2 separate regions of the Homo sapiens genome follow, and region 1 is linked to region 2. Evidence: chromatin loops called from intact Hi-C (ENCODE). Cell type or tissue: adrenal gland. All regions are shown on one strand. Each heading gives the region's core, and the rest is flanking DNA. Links, peaks and the distances in the headings are about the cores only. Region 1 overlaps ITGA9 (integrin subunit alpha 9). Region 2 overlaps ITGA9 (integrin subunit alpha 9).

Region 1 (11,623 bases), core at 4,825-7,324, 190 kb before region 2:
AGGTGACCTTGGACATATGTCCTACAGAGGACAAGCCTCTCAGCTATAGGGTGCCCAAGGAAAATGGGAGATTTTTCTTGATTCCTGCAGTTGGCTTTGTGCCCTTGGCAGGCTCTCCTGGTCTGTAGGTAGCATAGATGGCCTGAATGTTTGGTAAGGGGTGCTGGAAACTAGGGCAAGAAAAGAGGGGAAGGTTGGGATGCATAGAACTGATGTGTGGGAAACTACCTTCATCATCCAGCTCAGGTGTGAAGCCGCTGCTCATGCGATATGCTCTGCTCACACAGATGGCACTAAGGAACCGGGAAGCTGGGCTTTGGAGACCACGCTGGAAGTCAGCTCACTGAGTGTGGGTTGCCTTGACCATCTCCTCTGGGAGGCCATGTTGTGCATAGCTGGAGAACAAACTGGGGATGAATCAAGAAGGGAAAGGGTGTGGTGAATGTTCAGCATGGGAGCTGATATCTCCGATGAGCACTGTTTGGCCATTGATTTATTTCTTGGGTGCAATGAAGGGCTCTTAATCTTCTGCATTTGGACACTTGCCACAGAGGACATTGTGATTAGCAAAGGAAGGCACAAAAATTCTAATCCAAAGGCTTTGCCCGCCTTAAGTCCTTTTTTGAAATGGAGCTGATTTAAATATGTAAGTATGGTCACAGCATTGACACTTCAGTGGTTATCGTAAGCTTATTTGTACAGTATGTGAGATGCAGTTTGTAGCAATTGCTATGGGTAAAATTTTTATTTTAAGAGGTGACTTTCTATTTACAGTTATTCATTTACACTGGGTTCATCTATTAATATATACTGTTGATGCCCTTTTAACACTGGTATTCTTTGAAGTCACACATGATAATGTGTTCTGTTTTATTGGTTTTGTCTTTATATTTGAGATGTGATTATAAAGATCCCTTCTGCCTCAAACCTTGAACTTAGATATTCATTATAAGCATGATTCCCTTCAAAGTAATCACCTTCTAGTCATTCCTGTTTTGAAATTTCTTCCATGGTTTGTTTATTCACTTTTATCATGGTCCATTTTTACTCTAGGAGTTAATTCAAATTTTGGAAGCAGCAAGATTTCTCTGCAATCCTCTCTAGTAGATAATAGTGTGTTTGGGGAAAAGTGAGGTATAATAATACAGGAATTAGTATTAAAGAATGTAGTAATTAAACTCCTTTTGAAAATGATTTTAAAAGAATTCCCATAATATTCAGGTAATAGCGATAAAAGCAGCTAACACTAATCGAGCATTTAGTATGTGCTGGTTACTGTGAGTCACTACATGTGAGATAGTTACTGTTTTTATCCTCATCTTACTGTTTCAAAGACAAGGCATAGAAGAGTGAAGGGACTTGCTCACAACCTTACAGTTGACAAGTAGCAGAGGTAGGATTTAAACCCGCAAGTCTGGCTCCTAAGACTTGGGTTTAAACCACTACATTGTAACACCCCTCATAAATACAAGCTAGAACTATTAGTAACTAGTACTTATTATATGCCAGATACTCTTCTACAGGCTTTACATGAAGAAAGAGAGGTTAAGTAACCTGACTCAGGCTATGAACTAGTGAGAGACTTCACTGCCTCTTCATAATAGAGTCCTGGGACCTTCTCTGTGTTAAGCATATGGCCCCCAGAGGTGACAGCTTTTGGGGGTTTATGTTCTAGAGCAGTGATGTGCTGCTAATGTTTAACAACTAGCTCTTGGAAAGAGGGGACATGACTTTTGTAGCATTTTGCAAATTTCCCTGGTGTAAATATTCTTATCATGTCTGATTTCAAGCTACCAATGAGACATCACTGAATGTGGAGTTAGGAAGAGATGCACAATAGCACACAGTTGTTTAGTATTTCCAATAGCTCTAAATATCTTTAAGAGCATAGATGATAGTAAAGTATGGTAAAATAATTAGGAAGTTATGAGTGTTGAGTATTTATTACATTTATCTTAATATAATTTACTTATTTTTAAGTTTATTCAATTTAACTTTTAATAATGGCTGTGTTTAACAACCCTGGCTCATAAACTTTCTGAAAATTTAACAGTTGGCTTTTGGAAACCCACTGCAGCAAGCTCCAGCACACAACTGAATATGTTGAGGGTTTTTTTGTTGTTATTGTTGTTTTTAATTTTAGATTCACAAGGTACAGGTGCTTGTTTGTTCCATGGGTATATCGCATACTGGTGAGTATTGGGCTTCTAGCATGTTTGTTAATAAGTTGGTCATATCACTCAAGTCATGCCTGATACACAGATGTTTGATTATCAGAGTCTTTTTTCTTTCTTGTTTCCTGTGGCTTTTTAAGTTGATGAATAATAGGAAAGTAAATTTGTGGGGTCAGTTAAACCACCAGACGACAGCTTTTATGTTTGTACATTGGTTCAGAGGTACTCTGTATTTTGACTGGATTTATTGGATAGTGTAATTGTTTCCATTTAAAACAATGGAAAAGATTTCATTTAAATTTATTGAGATCTTATTTTTCACCCTCATTCCGTGCACATTTGGGATTCTGTTCGCCAGCCCCTCTGCACTCTGAAGATGCACAGCAGCCTCTCTGTACTCTGAAGACGCATGAATTGCTGACTGTTGGGCTTGCTTGGAGGGGACTGGGGGTTATTACCTCCCACAGGACTGTTTAAGCTCTGGAAGTTTTCCTACCTCCTGCAACTGAATTTAGTCTTAATTAGTACAGAGTGAACTAGCTGTGAACAATCTGGTTTTCTTGCTTTGTGCCTTGATCATGTGAGACCTAAGGGCTGGTCCTGCCCTTTTCTTATCCATTGCTTTAATCAGAAATAACATATCAAGGTGGCCCAAATTGTGTCACTATTCTTTCCTTTGTCTTCTCCACCCATTCCCACGGCATCCATTCCTAAGGTCATTTGGAGAATTCTCTGTTCCAATAAGTGGGATCCACATGGCTCAAGGAGCAACAGGCCTTGGAATCACTCTTTGAGTAGTAGCTGGTCCCTCAGTCTACCCCAAAGAGCTGCCTCGCCAGACCTCCCCACCTCCCGGACATACAGACTCCAGATGTGGAAAAAGCCCTTGCCATCTCTATCCTCCAACACAGAGCTTTGGTGTCCGAGACACATCCAAGTGACAGGCCCAAGAGGGCCTCTGAATGAAGACGGATGAGCCGTGTGGACACAGCCACACTATGTTTTCGTGAAGGCATAAGACCATGGGCCAACTTTCTGGGCATCCAGGGCTGGCTGCAGAGGCTGGAGTGAGTGGCTTTCAAGGCAAGACTGATAATGAAAGTCGTGTTTGGGTGGGAATCACAAGCAGGGGAAGTGGGGGAGCCAGCTTCCCTTCGTGCTGTGTGTCACAATAAGATAGGACACAGATGCAAAAGCAGATCGCTACAGCTGGATCTGGGTAAAGGTGGCAGTGACGCGTCGGTGCAGAGAATTCCTGTTTTGAGGAAAGATTCGGAGCCAGCTAAGGTTTTCTGAGGGCCCGTCATGTCTCAGACTGTCACACTTATTCCTCTGTCATGTATGCTTAAGTCTGTTTTAGATGACCCCTTGTAAAGAAAGGAAGCCTGGCCCCTGAAGCCTCATTGCGTGGGATAAGGGGACTAACATATTCTGTGGTTGTACCAGCAAATTATTATTTATTTCTTATTTTATAAAAGTATAGATTTTATTCATGCCTATATTGTTAGAGAAAATCATTATTTTTAGTCAACGTATTAGTATTAATATCATGGCCTCTTTTCTTCTCATTTTGGAAGGGGAATATTTTTAGACTCTTTAATGAGAGAGTCATTTTCTCAGTAAATATTTGATTGGCCTGAAGTTAAGTGGGTAGGCGTAAAAAATTATGGAAGTATTGGACTTGAGCAAACTTTTGACAAATAGCGCTCTCTTTCTCTCTTGGGCGTATGCGTGTGTGCATGCATGTACTCCAGCTCTCTGTGTATGTTACACACACACACGTTTTTCGCATAAAACATTTTTATTTTGGGCCAGGTGTGGTGGCTCACGCCTGTAATCCCAGCACTTTGGGATGCTGAGGCAGGCAGACCATCTGAGGTCGGGAGTTCAAGACCAGCCTGGCCAACATGGTGAAACCCCGTTTCTACTAAAATTACAAAAATTAGCTGGGCATGGTGGTGGGTGCCTGTAATCCCAGCTACTCTGGAGGCTGAGACAGGAGAATTGTTTGAATCTGGTAGGCGGAGGTTGCAGTGAGCCAAGATTGTGCCACTGCACTCCAGCCTAGGAGACCGAGCAAGACTCCATCTAAAAAAAAAAAAAAAAATCTTTATTTTGAAATAATAGCAGTCTTACAAAAAAGTCATTAGGATAGCACAAAGAAATACCGTAAATTCTTCACCCAGATTCCCTAAATGTCATTTGCTTTGTAATTTTCTATCTATTCGTACTTCTTACCTGTTTGAGAGTAAGTCGGAGACGCGATGCCCCCTTATCCCTAACATCAGGGATATTTCCTGAGAACAAGGACATTCTTTTACGTAACCATAGCACAATTATTGAAATAAGGAAATTAAGTGATACATTACTGTTAGCTTATCTGCAGAACTCACTCAAATATCACCAGTTATCTTCATGTCCTTGGTAGCAAAAGAAAATCCCGCACTATTGCATTTGGCTGTCACATCTCTTTAGTCTGGAAAAGTCACTCAGCCTTGCTCCTTCATGTCCTTGACATTTTTGAAGAGTACAGGTCAGTTTGTCTGTTTCATCATGATTAGATTCAGGATGTATATTTTCTGCAGGAATACCACAGAATACTTGTGTCCTATATATTTAAAAACATATACATCCAACATCACTGAAGGTATGTATTTTTAACTCCTCCTTTAAAGTGGTTTTCCAAAGTTAGTTGCCATCCCCAAAAGGGAGCTTTTAGACATTGAGAGAGGTGATTATGAAAGTACGATAGCTTGCTCACCACCTCTCTCCTCTGCTCCTGGGAGCACAGGGGAGTTTCAACTCTGGGGAAGGTGATCATTTGGGTCATTAGTAGCGCTTTGAGTACCATGGTGTCTGCAGGGAGTTCCCAGTTCTTACTGCTGTCTGAGAATAAAACATAATATCTTTGGTCTTCACAGAGGTATCAGACAGGAATTCCACTCAGCTTGCAGGAATTGAGACCCCAGGACAGGGGCTTAAGCACATCAAGATAATTTCTCTCTCTTCTAGAGGAAGAGAAGTTGCTGATGTTGGTTCAGTGACTCGAGGATGTTCTCTGACCTTTCACTTATTCAGGAAATGTGCATTGCATACCTATTATGCCGTAGGCTGGGGGGCCCTCAGCTCTGCTGTGAAGAGACAAGGATCCTTGTCCCCCTGGGAGTTTATATCCCAGTAGGGGGAGACAGACAATAGATATAATAAGAAGAAAATTAAGGTGCATTAGAAGGCGATGAGGCTATGGAAAAAAAGAAAGAAAATAGAGCCCAGTGAAGCGGGTTTGGGAGTGCAGGCATGGGGTTATGGGGGTCAGGGTGACCTCACTGACGAGGTGTGATTTGAGCAAAGCATGGAAGGAGGCTGGGGAGTTAGCACAGCGGGTTCCTGGAGGAGGGCTCAGACCAGTGTCTGAGTGTCTGGTGTGTCTGAGGAGGAGCAGGGAGACCAGTGTGGGCAAAGAGGTCAGAGTGGCAGTGATGGTTGTGAGCGGGTCATCTTGGGCTTCCTAGGCCTTGGGAAGGATTTGCCTTTACTCAGAGGGGGATGGGAGTGTGTGAGGGATCTGGGCAGGGTGGTGACCTGGCCTGCCTTCCATTTTTACAGGCCCCTGCTGGCGGCTATGTTGGGAAGGCCTGTAGGAGGCGGTAGAGCAGCAGGAACGGGGTTAGGAGACTGAGCGTTACCCAGGGAAGAGGGTGGCTCCACTGGGGCCATAGTGGTAACATTGTGAGAAGTGGTCAAATTCTGCGTGCATTTTGAAGGGGGATCCTACAGCATTTCCTGAGGGTTTGATTGTCAGTTGTGAGGGAATAAGATATCAAGGGTCACTCCAAGCTTTTCAGCCTGAGTACCTAAAAGGATGGAGTTGTCACTGGTGGTGTTTTCAACGGAAGGTGCAGGTGAGCAGGTTGAAAGGGGGAAGATCTGGAGTTTGTTTTTAGACACACTGGTAGATGTTTAAGTGTGTATGCGTATGTATGAGTCTTCAGTTTGAGTAGTAGTCTGAGTAAGAAGTATCAATTTGGGAGTCGCCAGCAGACAGATGGTATTTAATGCCAGGAGATTTGATGAGATCACCCAGGGTGTGAGGGGAGATAGAGAAGAGAGGGGGACCAAGGGCTGAGCTGTGGACACTCCAACACTAAGAGCATCTTTTCCTCCTACCCCTAAAATGGCTCTGGGGCTCCAGCCATTGTATGTGTTTTTCATGCAGGAAGAAGTGGGACATGCAAAGGGGCTCTTTATAATCTGGTCTGAGGCCCCTGTAAAGAGCCTCCAGTGACTTCTGCTTATAACGCATTGACCATCCATATTTTAAAAGAGGTTGGAAGATGTCTAAGTACCAGCTAGACATCTTATAAATCCTATCACTATAGAGTTTTGCTCTCCAGCAGAACTTTCTGTGATGAAGGAAATGTTCCGTATCAGCACTGTCCAATATGGTGGCCAGTGACCACATATGACTGTGAGCACTTAAAATGTGGCTAGTGCCAATAAGGCATTGACTTTTTACTTTTCTATACTTTTAATTAATATAAATTCAAACTGAAATAACACATGTGGCTAGTGGCTACCATGTTGGACAGTGCAGATATTGAAGTTTGATTTTTAAGAAGGAGAGGGACAGACACTGGACAGACAACTCACAGCTCCTGCCACAGTACAGCATGGAGCCTCCCAAGGCACTAGTCACACAGATCAAGCCACACAGCCAAATGGAAATACAAATAATAGATTGAGGTCACATTGACTGTTTCACGTTGTACTTAGACATGCTGATTAAAACCTGAGTTGCAAGTGTACCATGGAACATAATCTCTCCCTCTAGTGTTTTGGAACAATCACACACAAATGTTTATATCCACATACAGGCCCCATATACAATGGGGGAAACAGAACAGAAGAAGGTTGGATGGTTCACCAAGTTGAGTGGGTCCTTCAAAGGATGTCACCATCTTGGATGTGATGTTTTCTGTTTTCAGTGGCATAGAACTAGATAAAAGGTGGCAGTGCAGAGGATGGAAGTGGTATTGCTCAGTGGGAAAGGGAAGGCATTTTAGGTTTGGGACATATTACAATATTGCCTTTTAGCGTAGAAAAGCCCTCCTTCCTGATGCTCTTGCTAGTGCTGGGTGGAAAGATTCCCTTTCAACTCAACATGTGTGAAGCACATGAACTGAAGCACTCTTCCTGCTTAGCATGGCAGGGGCTGGGCCAGGCCAGGGTGGACCAGGTCTTGCTCTGATCAACCACATGGTCTCAGGCAAGTTGCTTCACCTTTACTGCTGAGCTTCAGTGTCCTCAGCTGAAATGGGGAGCAGAATACTGACTTCTTAGTAGGGGTCTGGTAAACACTGGGCCCCTTTTTCCTTCTGCTCTACCCTGCAAATCTTTTCCTCTTTCTAACTGCCTCTGCATTTGGAAGGGGTCAAGACTCGTTTCATAGTTTTTTGGGGGATTAAAAAATGATTAGAAGCAGATGGTGAGAAGAAAATAGAAAGTATGGAGCAAATAAGAAATGTGGGAAGAGAAGAGGGCAAATGGTAAGGCAGCTCTCGGAGCTGGCACGTTCTTTCTCTCTGGACCAGAGCAAGCCAGAGCCTCTCAGTCATCTTCACGGGCTGGTTGACAAGGACTCCTCACGTTAGCGTGCACACGAAGAACCTGGGACCTTGTTCAATGCAGATCCTGATACAGCAGATCTGAGGTGAATTTCTAGCAAGCTCCCTGGTGACGCTGGTGCTGCTGGTCCATAGACCACAAAGCAAGGAGCTCGAAGACATAGATACCAAAAGTTACAGGGGAAAACGGACAAAGCCACCAGCTGGCAGTTGATGCAGGTATCAGAAGCAAGTGGGCCTCGGAGGGGCCAGATGCCTCTCTCCTCACACTGACCGTGAGAGCGAGTGCTCCTCATCAACAACGTGGGGCCAGGCTTGAGTCAGCAGCACTGACTTTATGTGACCTAGTGCAGCTCGCCAGCCCACGCTGATGTGTGTTAATGGAGGGGGTGCCCCTTATAGGAGGGTGGTGTGGGCTATAATTTCTTCTGCATTCTCTGCCTATTGCTTGAAGGACAGTGTTGTCAGCAGTCAACTGACTGAGCTTGACTTTTCAGCAGTTTTTTTAAACTTCACTGCAGTGTTTTTGGACACAGCTATGTCAGAAATCTATTTCCCCTTCTCAGAGACCAGGAAGCTCTTGAGGTACAAGCTCTTATTAAGCAGAAAATTTTAAAGTGGTTTTCCTTCTCCTTTTCTTGGGTCTGCTTTCTTGGGGCAAACAGAATACGAGAAGCCAGCTTAGAAATTGCATGGGTCCTTCCTGCATTTTGTGAGAAAATGGTGGCCTCCTATATTTCTTCCCTGACAGGTTACTGTGGGCCACCAGCCTCCTTGGTGACTTCTGTTTTGCAGATGGGGAATTTGTTGATTGTAGTGAGTACGCTGTGTGCGGCAGAAAGGATTCTGTCACCTACAGAGAGCTAGGGAAGCGCCCAGGCTGAGGAAACCCACCCCTTCGAAGCAGCCATCCATAGGTAGCCTGGGGGTCTTTTCACAAGACAGCCCTAGCCCCAGTTCATGGGAGTTGGAACAATGGTGGGTCCAATGGTGGATGAATAGTTTATTCACATGCATCCCAGGAGATTTGTGTGAAGAGGGTGACAGAGAGTTGCTTCTTTTAAAAAAAATGTATTAAGGGCTATGTAAATAAAAAGAAGAAATTAAGTTGTAACAGTAACAATAATAGCTATCTTTTATTGAGCATTTACTATATGCTACATGTTTTACATGTACATGAAGTCCTTATAAAGAATACAATTACATATGTTAATATGTGATTATATACAGAAAATTGTATCAGAATTATATCTACATATATAAAAATAAAATAAAATCTCATTTTACCATTGAGGGATCTGAGATTTAGAGCATTTAATTTATTTAAGATCTCACAGCTGGTAAGCAGCCAAGTCTTGGGTTTGAATCCCATCCAGCAACCAACTAGTTCTATGACTTTGAATGCAAAAGATGATGGCTTTTCTCATTATTATTACCTAGTTAGTCTGAGAAAGAGAAAACTCCATTCTGGATGGCCCATTTCTGGGTGGATTGGTGCTAGGTTTCTCCTGGTCTTGGACGAGGTTGCACTTTTCAGCCGCTCCTGTGCACGTGTGTCCGTGCTCTGAGGTGGGAGGAAAGCTCAATGTGGGTCTGTGAGTCCAGGGCAGGCAGGAGTCCTGGGGACTGGAGGTTCTCTGCACTTCTGTTTGATCTTCCCTGCCTGTCTGTGGCCTCTGCAGTTTAAACAATGACTGTCACTTAAACCTCTTCTGAAGAGCTTGAAGTCTGGTCCATGCCTTCAGCCCACCAGCATGTGTTGAGTACCTGTTGGGTACACAGCTCTGTGTCTGGTGGAGGGGAAACAAAGATTAAAAAGACTGGGCCCTGTCCTCCAACAGCTCAGGTTATTTCATGCCTGCATTCGGGGCACTGTCTTACTTGGCCTAGTCCCACACTTGTCCCTCCCACCCCTTGCTTCTCTATTTTCAATTCACTTCTGTTTCTACACACATCAGTGATGTAGTGTCCTATGTACAGGTGTGCCTGGGACAGTCCTGGTTTATGCCTGTTGTCCCAGCATAATCATTAATAGTTCTCTATTTCACTCTCAAGTGTTCCGATTTGGATGGCACCCTATTTATTGAGTGCTCATTGTGTGCCAGACACTGTGCTGGGCCCGGGGCAGATGGAGACTCGTAAGCCATAACCGCTGCCTCCCAGGAGCTAGTCTGCTGGGGCATCCGTTCTGAATACCATGACTTGGCAAGTGAAGCATTCCCATGCCTTCCAGACTCCTGGCTCTGCCTGTGTGAAACGTACTCCATTTCCAGAGCCAGCTGCCGAGCTTTTTCCCCTGGGCTGACTTTCCACCACCCTGACCTGCGATTCCTCTCTGCTAACCCTCCTCTCACCGTTCTCCCCAGGGTGGGCTGTGGGCCTTCTGGTGCTGAGCTCCCTCACATCTGAGCTGTCTTAGCACCTTCTTTCCACCTGTATTTGTGTTACTTGGATATTTGTGTTTTATCTTCTGTACCAGAGCATAGGTTATTTTAAAGCAGGGAGCTTATGGCATTCAACACTGTCACCCTGGGAATAGGACCCCCAAAACACTTTATTTCTCAAATAAATGATGGAGTAGGTTCCAGCGTTGTTTCTTCCTTGCTGTCCATTTCTAAGGATGAGTAAAGAGTTAACGTATTGAACTTGAAAGGAGAGATTTTTTTCCCTCTTGTAATAAATCAAACTTTTCTGAATCTGGAAAAGTGATGGATGAAACTATGTGAGCACACACACACACACACACATATACACCCCATAACCATTTTGAGGTCATTTAATAAGGGATTGCTTTCTGGATAATCTCGCTCCTTGGGTATAAATCTAATGTGAAAGGGCAGGGGTCAGATATTTACCCCAAAGGGTTGGTGTGAGGATAAAATGAGGCATTGCTTTTAAAGTGCTAAGCTCAGCCCACTGAAAAATACGCAAATGCATCAGAAGAGTCCTCTGTAAATCCACTGAGCTGGAATTTCCAAGCAGGTGTCCTTGCTGCCTCTTGTTAGCCTTTTGTGAGTTAATTCTTTGTTTAATAACAAAGAGCTGCCAGATGGTAATTTTGGAGGCTCAGATACACTCTGTTGCACGTGCCTGTCCAGCTTACTTAAAATATGTCAGAAAGAATGAGGGAATGACTCAAACAATTTCAGGAAATGGTTCAAGGCTGTGTAACCTTTAAGGAAAACCACACGGAGCCATTACCTTGTGTTGAAAGGCAGCTCCCTGGCTCCCTGGGAGGCCTGGTGGCAAGCAGTGAGACACTTGATTTAGGTGAAGGGGGGCCCCAAGGCAGTGGTGCCTCCCTTCCTTCTGCCCAGAATTGAGGTGTTGTCCCTACAGTGGAAACTCAAGAGCAGCACTGTCTGATAGAAATATAATGTGGTCACATCTGTAATTGTAAATTTCCTTTTTTTTAAAATTATGCTTTAACTTCTAGGGTACATGTGCACAACGTGCAGGTTTGTTACATAGGTATACATGTGCCATGTTGGCTTGCTGCAGCCATCAACTCATCATTTACATTAGGTATTTCTCCTAATGCTATCCCTCCCCCAGCCCGCCACCCCCCGACAGGCCCCGGTGTGTGATGTTCCCTGCCCTGTGTCCAAGTGATGTCATTGTTCAAGTCCCACCTATGAGTGAGAACATGTAGTGTTTGGTTTTCTGTCCTTCTGATGGTTTGCTGAGAATGATGGTTTTCAGCTTCATCCGTGTCCCTGCAAAGGACATGAACTCATCCTTTTTTATGGCTGCATAGTATTCCATGGTGTATATGTCCCGCATTTTCTTAATCCAGTCTATCATTGATGGACATTTGGATTGGTT
Region 2 (11,623 bases), core at 5,170-7,669:
TTTAATTTAATTCAGATCTCCTCCCAGTGCTGACTCTACACCAGTCAAGACCCTGCCTCTCTCTTCCTTCTTGTCCTCTTCCCGCCCTGTCTCCATGCCTGCCCCCCACCCCACAGTAAGCTGACCAGTCCCACAGCAACAGAAATTTCTGTCTAGAAAGAGATGTCCATGTTCACTGTAGATGATGGTCCATTGTAATGGACCAATGTCCGTTGCTTTCAGGAAACATTCAGTAGAATTCAGTGTTGCAAATATTAGACCATTGCCTAGAATTCACCATAATGGAACCCAAAGGTTTAGACATTGTATAAGTTATAGGCTCTCAAAATTTGATGAAATTTAAGAACCGTTTTGTCCAACCTCCTTTTTTTATTGAAATGCAAAGACAGTATCTTAGCCAAGATCACAGTCAGTTTGTGGTGGAACCTGGTCCTGTGACCCCTACCCAAGGGTTCCTCCCACATTCTCACACATGCCTGACATGTATATGGTGAACACCATTTACTTAGGGCAGTGCCCCCTACTCACAGGATGTTCACCACTAAGTGGTACACTAGATAATTTTAGATGGTTCATGAAATTATCGTGGGTGATACGTGGACGCAGCACTGAACAACATTGACCCTAACAGTGACCCTTTTCACCTTAGTCAGTTCAGTCATCTATAACAAATTACCCTGGGCTGGGTGGTTTAAACAACAGACATGTATTTCTCACAGTTCTTAAGGCTGAGAAGTTCAAGGTCATGGTCCCGGCAGATTCAGTTCCTGGCGAGAGTTCTCTTCCTGGTTCATAAACAGAACCTTCTCTATGTGTGCCCATCTGGCTTTCCCTTGGTGTGTGTGCATGGAGAGAGAGAGATCTCTTTGTCTTCTCTTCTTCTGAGTGCACTAATTCCATCATGAAGGCCTCACCCTCATCTAAACCTAAGTACCTTCCAAAGACCCCATCTCCACATACCATCACATAGGGGGGTTAGGCCTTCCACATATTAATTTGAGGAGTGGCGGGGGGACACAAACATTCAGCGCATAAGACTTTTCAATAGTCTTCCAATCCTAGCCACACTCAGGAGAACGTCTCCAATCCTGCTAGCACATCTTTAACACTTCTCTATCACCAGCAAATCTCCCTTTTCAACAAAGATGGAGTAGACCTTAGGCTCAGAGGCTTCCAAAGGCAACAGAGTTCAGCATTGCTCTGTTTTCATTGTGTTCATTTTTACAACTACCTTCTCTTTTTGGCAAGTGATCCTGGATTCCCATCTATGACAGTGATATAAATTGTTCTTTTAAAACAATCTTTAAACTAAAAGAGTAAGGCAACAAAAATATGAACAAATATCCCAGGTGATGTAATTTGCAGATGTGGCAGAAATTGAAAAGATGGTATGTGAGTGAAACTTAGAAAGTCCCGGTTAAAGAGTGTAAACGCATCACTTCCTAAGGAGAGCCTCGGTGGCGGAACAGGAGCAGCAGGTCTCTGGCCAGAGTATGTGTCAGGCTTGGTTTTACTGTTAAAGCTGTGACTTTGGCCTGACAGTCAGAAAGCTATACATAAAACTAAAGCTTATCATGCAAATGAGCTTCCAGAGGTCATAAACTGCAGAAGATGGAAGAGAACAGTTTAAGTTTGGAATGCCTGCTGATGCCAAATACCACTTCCTTTTTCACTAGTATGAATTCAGCGTGATCTTTGATACAAGCCACCTGTCTGGGGAAGAGGAAGTTCTCAGCTTCATTGTTACTGCTCAGAGGTAAGGGGGGGGTTTAAACACTTTTTTCAAAGATGAGAGATTTATGGGACCAGGAAAGGATGTGTCCTGGTTAAGCTTTGATGAATCCCAGGATGCTGAGGAGGAAGAAATGGTTACTCAGTGATAAAGCCTTGAGCCGCAAAGTGGAATTGGATTTCTTGGGGATGGTGGTTGCCTAGTGCTGCTTGCATAGCCGCCACTGCAGATTGAACTGAGAGGAACTGGGCATCAGCCACTCAGAGGTGATGATTCTACAGCTGAGGAGAGACAGGCCCAGGGGGGTGAGGCTCTAGTCCAAGGTCAGTTCCCACTTGGCTGTGTATTTCCCAGATCAGACAGATGTCCTCTGCAAATTGTCTGGCTGGGCCCACTGCTGCTTTTGGACATGGTGCTGTATCCCTTGATGGAGTGGGCAGGTCACCTGCAGCCTGAGGGCCTGGCTGAGCCTGTTGGCAGAGGCCCCAAGAGATGCTACTCAAGAGAGGGCTTAATTTGGAAGCCAAGTGGATGGATAGGAAAGGGGATCGTGGGGTGGCAGCTTCTCCCCTCAGTAGCATGTGCCCGCCCCTCTCCAGGATAGCCATGAGTGCCTGTGGGGGCTTCTGGGGAGTTACAAGATGCCTTCTCCAGGGCAGATCCAGCATGCCTTGAAGCAGCATCTAGGTAGCACTTGGCTGGCAGCTCCAGTGGAGGGAGGGGCGTTCAGGTGGGTGAACAGGGAGACACAAGCTTTGATTGGGGTGGTGGTTGGACACCCAAGGCAACCTTTTCATTTTCACTTGGAAATGATCTTAAACTTAACAGAAGTCTTACAAGAATAGTGCAAGGAACTCCTATATACCCTTTACCCAGATTCACCCAGTGTTAACATTTTGCCTCATCTATTTTATCATCCTCTTTCTATATAATTTTTTTTGTTAACCATGTGAAAGTTGCAGAAATCATGCCTCTTGATTCATAAATACTTCAGTGTGCATTCCCAAGAATGAGGCTGTTCTCTTAATAAACTGTAGTATAGTTATCACATTCAGGAAATTGAACATTGACACTATGCTATTAGCTAATCCGCAGTTTATGTTCTGATTATGCCAGTTATCCCAATAATGTCTTTTTAGCCGCTTCTTTTTACTGGTCCACAAGACTTGGTTATTTTCTATTGACACTATTTTCAAGATCACATAATTTACATCACATAAAACATGACTGTGATCTAATAGAAGCCTATGCAAAGCATAGATAGGGTAGACTTCATTCCCATTGCACAAAATCCAGAAGGGCTTCAGTGGGGAGGTAGCATTTAAACAGAGGAGTCTGTTTTCAGGCTGAAGCAACATGGGCACGGCAGTGAGGCTGTCCATGGGGCAAGAAGCCCTGTTACACCTGTGTAGGTGGTGGGCACGAGAGTGTACTGGGGATTCGTGCACCTTCTCAGAAGAAGGATGGGGAGCACACAAGCACAGTGGGAATGGGGCTGAAAGAGGAGCCTGGGCGCTAAACCATGGGGGACAAAGGTCACCTAGAAAATCTGAACTATATCCTGATGGCACTGAGGAGCCACTGAAAGTTTTTGAAAAGGGGAGTGGCACAGTGCAACAGCTTGGCCCCAGAGCATGAGGTTGATGAATTTGATAAGGGGCGGCAGATGCCCATTCAAACCTGAAAATTCTCATTCTCTTGCCATTTCTTGGATCCACAGAACACTCGCCATTGTTGGGCAGACCCATCAATGTGCTCTCTTGGTCCTTCCACACCTGAGGCAGCCTGTATGCCTGGGAAGGAATGTGACATGGAAGAGATTTCCCTTGTCAAAATAGAAGACACTTCCTGCCTCCACCTAATTCAGGGCTAATCATAACAGTCAGAGAGGGCAGGGAACCAGTATTGCAATTGTGAAAGGTTCATTTGTTAGAATAACATGTCCACACAGCAGCAGTGCTCTGGTTTTGGATGCATATTAGAATCGCCTGGGGAGCTTTCAAAAATATCGATGCCTGATCTATCCCCAGAGACCCTGACCCTGCCTCTGCCTGGGGTGAGACCTGGGCAATGGAGTTTTCAGAAGGGCTCACCAAATGATTCTAATGAGCAGCCAAGGCTAAGAACCACTATTTATAATCCCTTACTCTGTGCTGGGCACATTTTCACTCAGTAAATATTTATTGTGCACCTTATATTTACCAGTTGCAGTGCTAAATGCTGGGCACATGAGAAAATGACAGTAACCTACTAAATTCAAGAACACCCCCTATGTACATTAACAGTGCTGCATAGCTTCAGGAAGCCCTAGGATCTGTAGCTTCAATAATATAAAAATTTCTAGTTTCTTAAATCACAAATGTTAAGATGACCATATTATCTTCTAAGCACACACCAGAATATTTCAGATGCTCATTTCTTTTCAGGCATTGGTGAAGATATGGTCTGACTGCCCCGGAGGGCACCCACACACAGCGCTTGACTCCCTGCTATGACGGAAAGATCCTTAAAGCTCCTTATCTTGAAAACTACAGTTAAAATCTCAATTGTTCCTTTCTTCCATCACCACCCTTTGAAGGTCTCTTTGCCTACTTGTAGATTTAGGGGGACATAACATTGAGACTGAGCAGTTTCTTGAACCTCTCCTCTCAGCAGCCACCAGCCTGGCTTTTGCAGACCACTGGAAAGTATCCCAGCTCATTAGCTTTTGGAATGACGGGAAGCCTTTTGATGTTTGACGTCTTTATCTCAACTCTTCAACTTAGCTCATTCTGGAGCAGTCACACGATGACAGATGAGACGGTTGGGCCTGAGCCGGCCAAACAAACGGCAGGGCAAGACCTGGCAGGATGCTGGGGTGGGGGCGGGAGTGGGCCAGGATGGTGTTAACCCATCCACAGGGGAGTCGCCTTTGGCCTGCCCACAGCAGTGATCCCAAGGCTTTTGTCACCCCTTGGGAAAGGAAGGACAAGGAAGTCAGGCTGTGTGGGCACCTGATCCTGCTGCTTTTGCAAACTGTGGATGCCCCTGAGGGACTGATGTCACCCCATGTAGGAAGACAGATGAGGAGCCAGGGCAGAGACTGTGGCCCTATGGGGTCAGCGTCACACAGCACCATTGTTTCAGAACAATAGGAGGGAGAAGGAGAGGGGATGTGAGAGCTATTTAAGTGCTGTTGCCATTCAGCACTTGCTGGTTGAGAGAGGAAGGCAGTGGGGCAGGGCTTGGAGGGGGCAGAGAGAGGGCACAGAGCAGACAGGGACTCAGCAGATGTTCAGGGAACGGCGTGGTGGGGAACAGTCAGGATGAGCTGAGCCAGCCTCAGCAGGTCTAGGGGACTCTTTTCTTCCGCCCATGCAGGGTGAACTTGGGAACCAACTGTGAATGTAGGTTCAAGAACATGTACCCAAGAGCCACGCATTTTCCCAAGGAATAATGATCACAATTCCTATTAGAAATTTAATAAAGTAATAAAGGGAAACTAGGTCTTCTCTCTCTTCCTCCTGTTCCTTCTCCTCCCTTCTTCTTTTGCTCCTCTTCCTTCTCGCTCCCAAATCTGGCATCAGGAGCAGGAGTCACAGCTGAGAGAGCCCTAGTTTGAAGTCTGACTGAGCTGGTTGGAATCTCAGCTCTGGTTTGCAGGGGGGCCTTGGGCAGTTACCTGATTTATCTGACTTGCTCCTTACCTGTCAAAGGTGGGTGCTCCATCTCCCTCTGGGGTTGCTCTGAGGTCTCAGTGAGGCCATGCTGAGAAATGCCCGGCATAGTGCCTGGCACATAGTAGCCACTTAACAGCATCAATTCCCTCATGTTCACCTTTCCAGAATGATCTCACAAGAATCCCCGTTCTGTGCTTTCTCACCCGGAGGCCTTATGTGGATGTATTTTAGAATCACCTGGGGAGCTTTCAAAAATATCGATGCCTGATCTACCCCCATAGACTTGCTATAGCCAGGGTCTATAGCGAGAGCTTCCATGATGTTTATAGTGGTAGGTTTGGTCAGGGCCTCTTTCCTGGGCTTGGCTGTCCATGGATGATGGGTGGTCCTTTCAGGTGAGACATAGCTGCTGAAGTCTAGCAACTCCTTCCTGGCTGCAATACCCTAACTTCATTGGTCCATTGTTCGTGGAACAGGCACTTACACAAGTAGCACACACAGTAGGTGCCCTGCCCATAACCCCTCAGCCCTCACCCTTCCCAATCTATCCGCAAACTGGGCAGATTCCGGCTCCCAGCACCAGCCACCCTGCTGAGGCTTTCTCTGGCCAGAGCCCACTCACTTGCCTGACAGGCAGGTGCCAGGGGGTTCATTCCACCCCACCCCCACCCCCAGCAGCAGCAACAGCAGCTCTCAGGAGTCAGTGGATAAAGGCCTGGCTCCCATGCCCTCAGCTAGGAAGACTGACTCTGCCTCACAGAGTCCCCGCGAGACTGGGCCCTGGCTGCCGACAGCACGACCCTCCTGTATGGCATGCCTTTATTGTCTCCTTTCCTTTGCTCTCTCCCTTCTCCACTCTCCAGTCCTACTGGCATTTCCTGGGGCCACCTCTCGAATAAACTACTTACACTCAAATCTTTGTGTGGAACACAACCAAGACAATAGAGTGCCCTTGATAGATATGTACAGGGACCAAAAACAGACTGAAGGCAATGAGGTGCCATCTGCCCTTGGAGAATGTAGAGATTCAACTCTAAAGTGGAACAGAGAAAGCCCACTGCTGGACAGCTAGTGTTGGCCAGCGTTCATTCATTCTCCTCTCTCTGCACAGTGGCAACACGGAGCGCTCTGAATCCCTGCATGACAACACCCTCGTGCTGATGGTGCCACTGATGCACGAGGTGGACACGTCCATCACCGGGTGAGTAGCCTGGTCCTGGGTTGCCACAACACAGGAGTGCCCTCCAGTGGAACACTGTGCTTCTCATATTTGCATGTGTAGCCAGCCAGGAGCCAAGGGCTGTGCCACCTCCACTTCCTCCCAGCCTTGAAAAGCAGGATGAAGCTTTAGCTGCAGTAACTCATACACTCCTCCCTCCTTGTTTTCTCCTCTGTCCCACCTACCCACCCACCTGGTAGATAATCTGAGAAGTTTGATGACAAGTTTAAGCCCCATAATTTCTTTGAACATTCCATATACCTTTATGTGCATATATTCTCATCCGCCCCTAGTCCCTCCAGAATGCTGTATGGTAACAAGCAGCATGGCTCCTGGGATTAAAATCTCAGCTGGAAGTTGCTGGGCCAGAGATTATCACCAGATGTGTCTCCAGTCCTGGCTCACAGGAGGACCACTTTCTGATTAGCTCCACAGGCAGTGCTGGCTTTGCTTGTTTCTGTTAACTCCCTCTGCAGAGCCAGAGGTGGCTTTTCCTGATGTCTATAATGGTCTGGAATGGGCAGGGAACCATCCCATCGGCCACACTGTCTGTCTGGGTCAAGTCCACGGTCATTCAGTGCCGCTGGCATTGTTGGAAAGCAGGACCCTGGGCTGCAGTCTGTGGAGACCTGAAACAACCTGTGTCAGTTTTCAACCAAAGCCCCAGCTTGGAAAAATGAGAACTCCATTTCTTTCCAGCTTCAGAAAACAGAGTGCATACCTCTTTGATAGTGGAAAAAAGATTTACACAATTAGTTTAGATCAGGTGAGGACCCACTGAACCCTTGACCCAAATGCAAGCTGAACTTTCTGGAGGTTCACAGTTTCTAATTTTTCGGTTTTCAAGTGCTTCTGGGTCTCAGCCTTGATTAGCAGTAGAAATGTTGATCCCTTGCAGGGAGAGCCATCCCTGCACTAGCCCGCACTGCTGGGAGCCAGTGGAATGAGTCTCCAAGCATTCCTGCTCCTGAGCTTTTGGCATTTTTGGTCATGTTTTTTAAACATGAGGTACTGATGGAATATATTTGCAAATTAGCATATTTTTGCCTCTGTTCACAGCTCTATTTTTAACTGTATCATTTATTTACTTGTCTCATCAAAGGCACAGCAAGAATATACCCAGAACCAAGCCCTATCCTTGGGGACAAAGAGAAAACATTCTCCCCACCACCCCCAGACACTTGATCATGTAATCAGTCCTTAGAGGACCTTGTTGGGAGGTGTTAACAGCCCCTGATGAAGCCATCAGTTAAACAAATGAGTCAACCTCTGATCTCTCCAGGAACCTAAAACAGCTCTTGCCATTTGGTAATGCTGGGAACTCACTACCTTACTAAAATAATGCACTAAACATTGAAAATGGATGAGTTGTTGTCTATTCGGACTTAGTCTCAAAAATCTGCCATTGTTGTGTTTAGGTGAGTGAGTGGCCTCCAGCATCTAGAAGTCGATATTTGTCTGGGAGTGTCAGTCAGAGCTTTGTTTCTTCTCAGGAATGTGTTCATATAAGCAACATTGAAAGCATTGCTGCAAACTGAGCTTGAATTCTTCTCACCTCTTATGTAGCCTCCGAAATCCAAGGGAAAATGCTATCAATGAACGGATTCAGCTTTCAAATGCCTAACTTCTAGTCATCTTGGCAGTCTGATAAATTTAAGTTTTTTAAGTGAATTTGTCATAGAGTGGGGTTTAGGATGCCAAATACATAACTCATTTATATTTATTTTTTAAAAGCTTATGATCATCTTCTTCAACCCATAAAACATTTTTCGAATGACAAAACAGAAAATGTATACTTTTATAATCCAGTTTTTAAAAAGTCAAAGCTATGATAATCTTGTCATTTCAGAAAGGTAATCCCAGTGCATATTTCTCCATGCAGCTTATTGACGTAACCTAAGATGAGAAGACACTACTATTCATGCCTGGTCAGAAAGCACAGACTGGCTATGTAACAGCCCCAGCAGGGAAGCACTGGGTGCAAGACACTGGATTAAATTGAGACAAATGTTTGCTTCTCAGAATGGCAGTGACCATGGGTGCTTGACTGTGGGTGGGGATGACAGATTTCATGCTTTCCTCTTTCAGAATCATGTCTCCAACCTCCTTTGTATATGGCGAGTCCGTGGACGCAGCCAACTTCATTCAGCTGGATGACCTGGAGTGTCACTTTCAGCCCATCAATATCACCCTTCAGGTACCCACTCCTGGAGACCTCCTCTGTCCGTGGGGGCTAACGGAAGGGCACATGGGATGTCTCTCCTACAGAGGGCTAAGCTCTTGTCAGGAGAAACCCTTCTGTGGTTGGCTGGTGTGGTGTGTGTGTGAGATCTGTAACCACACACAGAATGAATCCTTTTCGATGCCTGGTACTCTGCTGTGCAGGCCCCTCTGCTTTTTCAGGATTTGGAAGGACAGGTCCACGTCATGAATGCCAGTTTTCCCCAAGAAGCCCTCTGTGTGGTGGAGGCCTCAGCCAATGTCCCAGCCCAGATGACCCCATGAGGACCCCTTTCTGTTCTCCATCATTCCCCACCTTCTGGGCAGGGCTGCCTCAGAGGATTTGCTGTGTCCCTTCCTCCTGAGATTTTCTTGCCAGCTCATCCAGGAGCCCACTCCTCCTGCAGGGGAACAGCCTTTCGGAAGGGCAGTTTTATAAGAACAGAGGAGTGTGAGCCCCTGTGAGCCCCCACGGGAGGCACGCTGCTCCCTCACTGAGCCATGGCTGGCTTGCCCAGGCACACAGGCATCATTTCCAGCAAGTCCACTTGGTGTAGACTGTGGACCTCATGAAGGACACTGTTTCTTCTCTTAGTTGGGGGTCAGCAAACTTTTTCTGAAAAGAGCCATGGGGTAATTTAGGCTTTGTGGGCCATTTGGCCTCTGCAGCATCTATTCAACCATACTTCTGTAGTTCAAAGGCAGCCATAGATAACACAGAAACAAAATTTTAGTTCCTTATAGACAATGAAATTTGAATTTCGTATAATTTTCACATCATGAAATGTAGGCCCAAGCGAGAAAGGATATCCTGAAGGTCCCAGAGCTGGGAGAAGCCGGGCTGGGGCCAAGACCTGGCGGCACTGGCCGGACCCTGTGTGGATGAAGTGAAGGAGATGGGCCCAACTCACCCATAGGACACAACAGTCCATATCTCCTCACTCTCTGGTTCTACCTCCCAGAACTCTTCTCTGCCTCTTGCGTCCTTCCCCATGGAGAGATGGTTTCCCACTCTGGCATTCACTGCTGTGGCTAAATAATAATTATTTTCTTTCCTTGTGGCCTCTCCTAGGTGGACTTAGGGGATGACAAATAATGACAGGGTGAGGGTCTAGAGAATGTGGCAGTAAAACATTTGTGGGCTCTGACAAACAATGGTCTTCCTCTCCCCAGAGTATTCTCCCAGCAACAGACTGCGAAACCATGATACATAACACATGTCCCCAGCTCACAGAGGATGTGCCTTCTGACCAACTAAGCCCCTGCTGTCACACCCTGCTCTTGATTTACAGGGGAGAAAGGGAAGGATGGGGTTAGAGCTTGTTTTTGAGACAGTAGAGTGATTGCTGTGAACAGCACCTCTGCATTTCTGAATTGCTTCTCAGAGTTATTTTATTTTTCTCCTTTGCTTTTCGTAATTGGGTAGGAAATAGATAAAGACCTGATGGGTTTATTTCATCTTAGTTGTTTCTACTCTTTCCTACTCTTATAGTTTTGGGGGTGTCTTGCAATTAAAGATGTAGTTCAGAAAATTATTTAGAAGGGTTCAAGTAACACAGACCATGTAATGAAGAGGGTATGAGTGTTGAAAGAAGGAAAAGAAGAACAGGGGTTGCACAGAATATACCAAATGTTCTTATCACCCTCTGGGGAACAAAAGAAAGAAATCTGAGGGTATGCAGCTTATCCTTCCAGTTGTTTCTCTGAAGGTAATTTTTACAGTGAGTTTAAAGTTTGGTATTCAGGCAAATAGTTTTCTTCACATCTGACCTGAAATAGGACTCAGGCTAGAGAATCCAGCCCTGGGGAATGAGTGATTGGCATGTCCCTTAGATAAACTCCTCCGTGATCCATTGCCTCAGGAAGTGCACAGCATTCAATCCAGGGTTGAGAGAGTTGGGTCTGAAAGATTGATAGTGTGTGCCATTGATTAGAAGGAGATCCTTCTGTGCTAGCAAAGCCCACTTTTTCCTTGAGAATTGTCTGACTACTTATTTATTGGTATAATGGTTGTTATTGTGGTTGTCCTGCAGGAAGGTCACTAACCAGCTTGGCAGTGATAATGACCAGAAGGTGAAAATACTGTGGAAGGAGGCCAGGAATACGGAGAAAATGTTTCTATATTTCCTTATTCCAGTAATATTGTTCCTGAAGGAGAACATAAGACTTTCCATATGAACAGATTTTTCTATGCTTTTAAAAATCGGTTATTCAACAAGCTACATAATTGTTTAAAGGCTCCACTGCCATTGTACACAGGAGAAAGGCAGAAATACTAGTCTTGGGCCTGCTTTTTACATTTCATCATAGTTTTTAAACAGACACATTAATTTCTCGACAATAAGAGGCTTTTTTGGCATCAAAATTTAAAGCATTTCCCCACCTGAAAAACAATGGCCAAAAATAATGCAGATATTACACATGAACATTTGCAGAGAATCCAGTATAAAGACATTTGTTAAAAATAAAGATGGTAATACAAGCTCTCCTGTCCTCCTGGCTCTGATGAGTGAAATAGTGCAAATCAGCATCCTTTTCTTCATTGCTTACCCCATTCATGCTTGAAATGGGATTTCCCAGACATGCCAGGATGTTTCTTTTTAATTCTGTGCACTCATGTTTCACTTCAAATTAGTTATTTCAGCTATGGTCAGATATTCCTTCCTTTTCTATGTCTTCAGGTTGTTTGGTGAATATTGTTCTTTTTTGAATCAGGAGTTGGCAACCCACTCATCTGCTCTATCAGTTTTTATCTATTTATTCTTTGAAGTGGAACCAACTATTGCAGAAAAC

Evidence for each region. Peaks named below come from ENCODE experiments on the same cell type or tissue, not always from the same donor. Only the 100,000 strongest peaks of a DNase experiment are listed, where the experiment ranks them.
Region 1: it touches region 2 in a loop (2.2-fold over the local background); 5 of 110 quality-filtered maps call a loop at or near these places.

Annotation. Positions count from the first base shown.
Region 1 is chr3:37,548,750-37,560,372 of GRCh38, forward strand. All of the region lies in intron 15 of ITGA9 (integrin subunit alpha 9), which reads left to right. Among named protein-coding and RNA genes, the nearest start is that of ITGA9, 100 kb to the left of the region's middle. In adrenal gland, for the core only: no CTCF peak of the experiment used is centred there; no DNase peak of the experiment used is centred there; H3K27ac peaks cover 873 bases.
Region 2 is chr3:37,735,228-37,746,850 of GRCh38, forward strand. ITGA9 (integrin subunit alpha 9) reads left to right here. Exons shown (of 28, transcript NM_002207.3): 20 at 1,677-1,756; 21 at 6,503-6,592; 22 at 8,699-8,807. Among named protein-coding and RNA genes, the nearest start is that of ITGA9-AS1, 120 kb to the right of the region's middle. RefSeq lists enhancers at 6,339-7,147, 7,550-8,227. In adrenal gland, for the core only: a CTCF peak has its summit at 6,641 (motif pointing left); a DNase peak (open chromatin) is centred at 6,604; H3K27ac peaks cover 1,018 bases.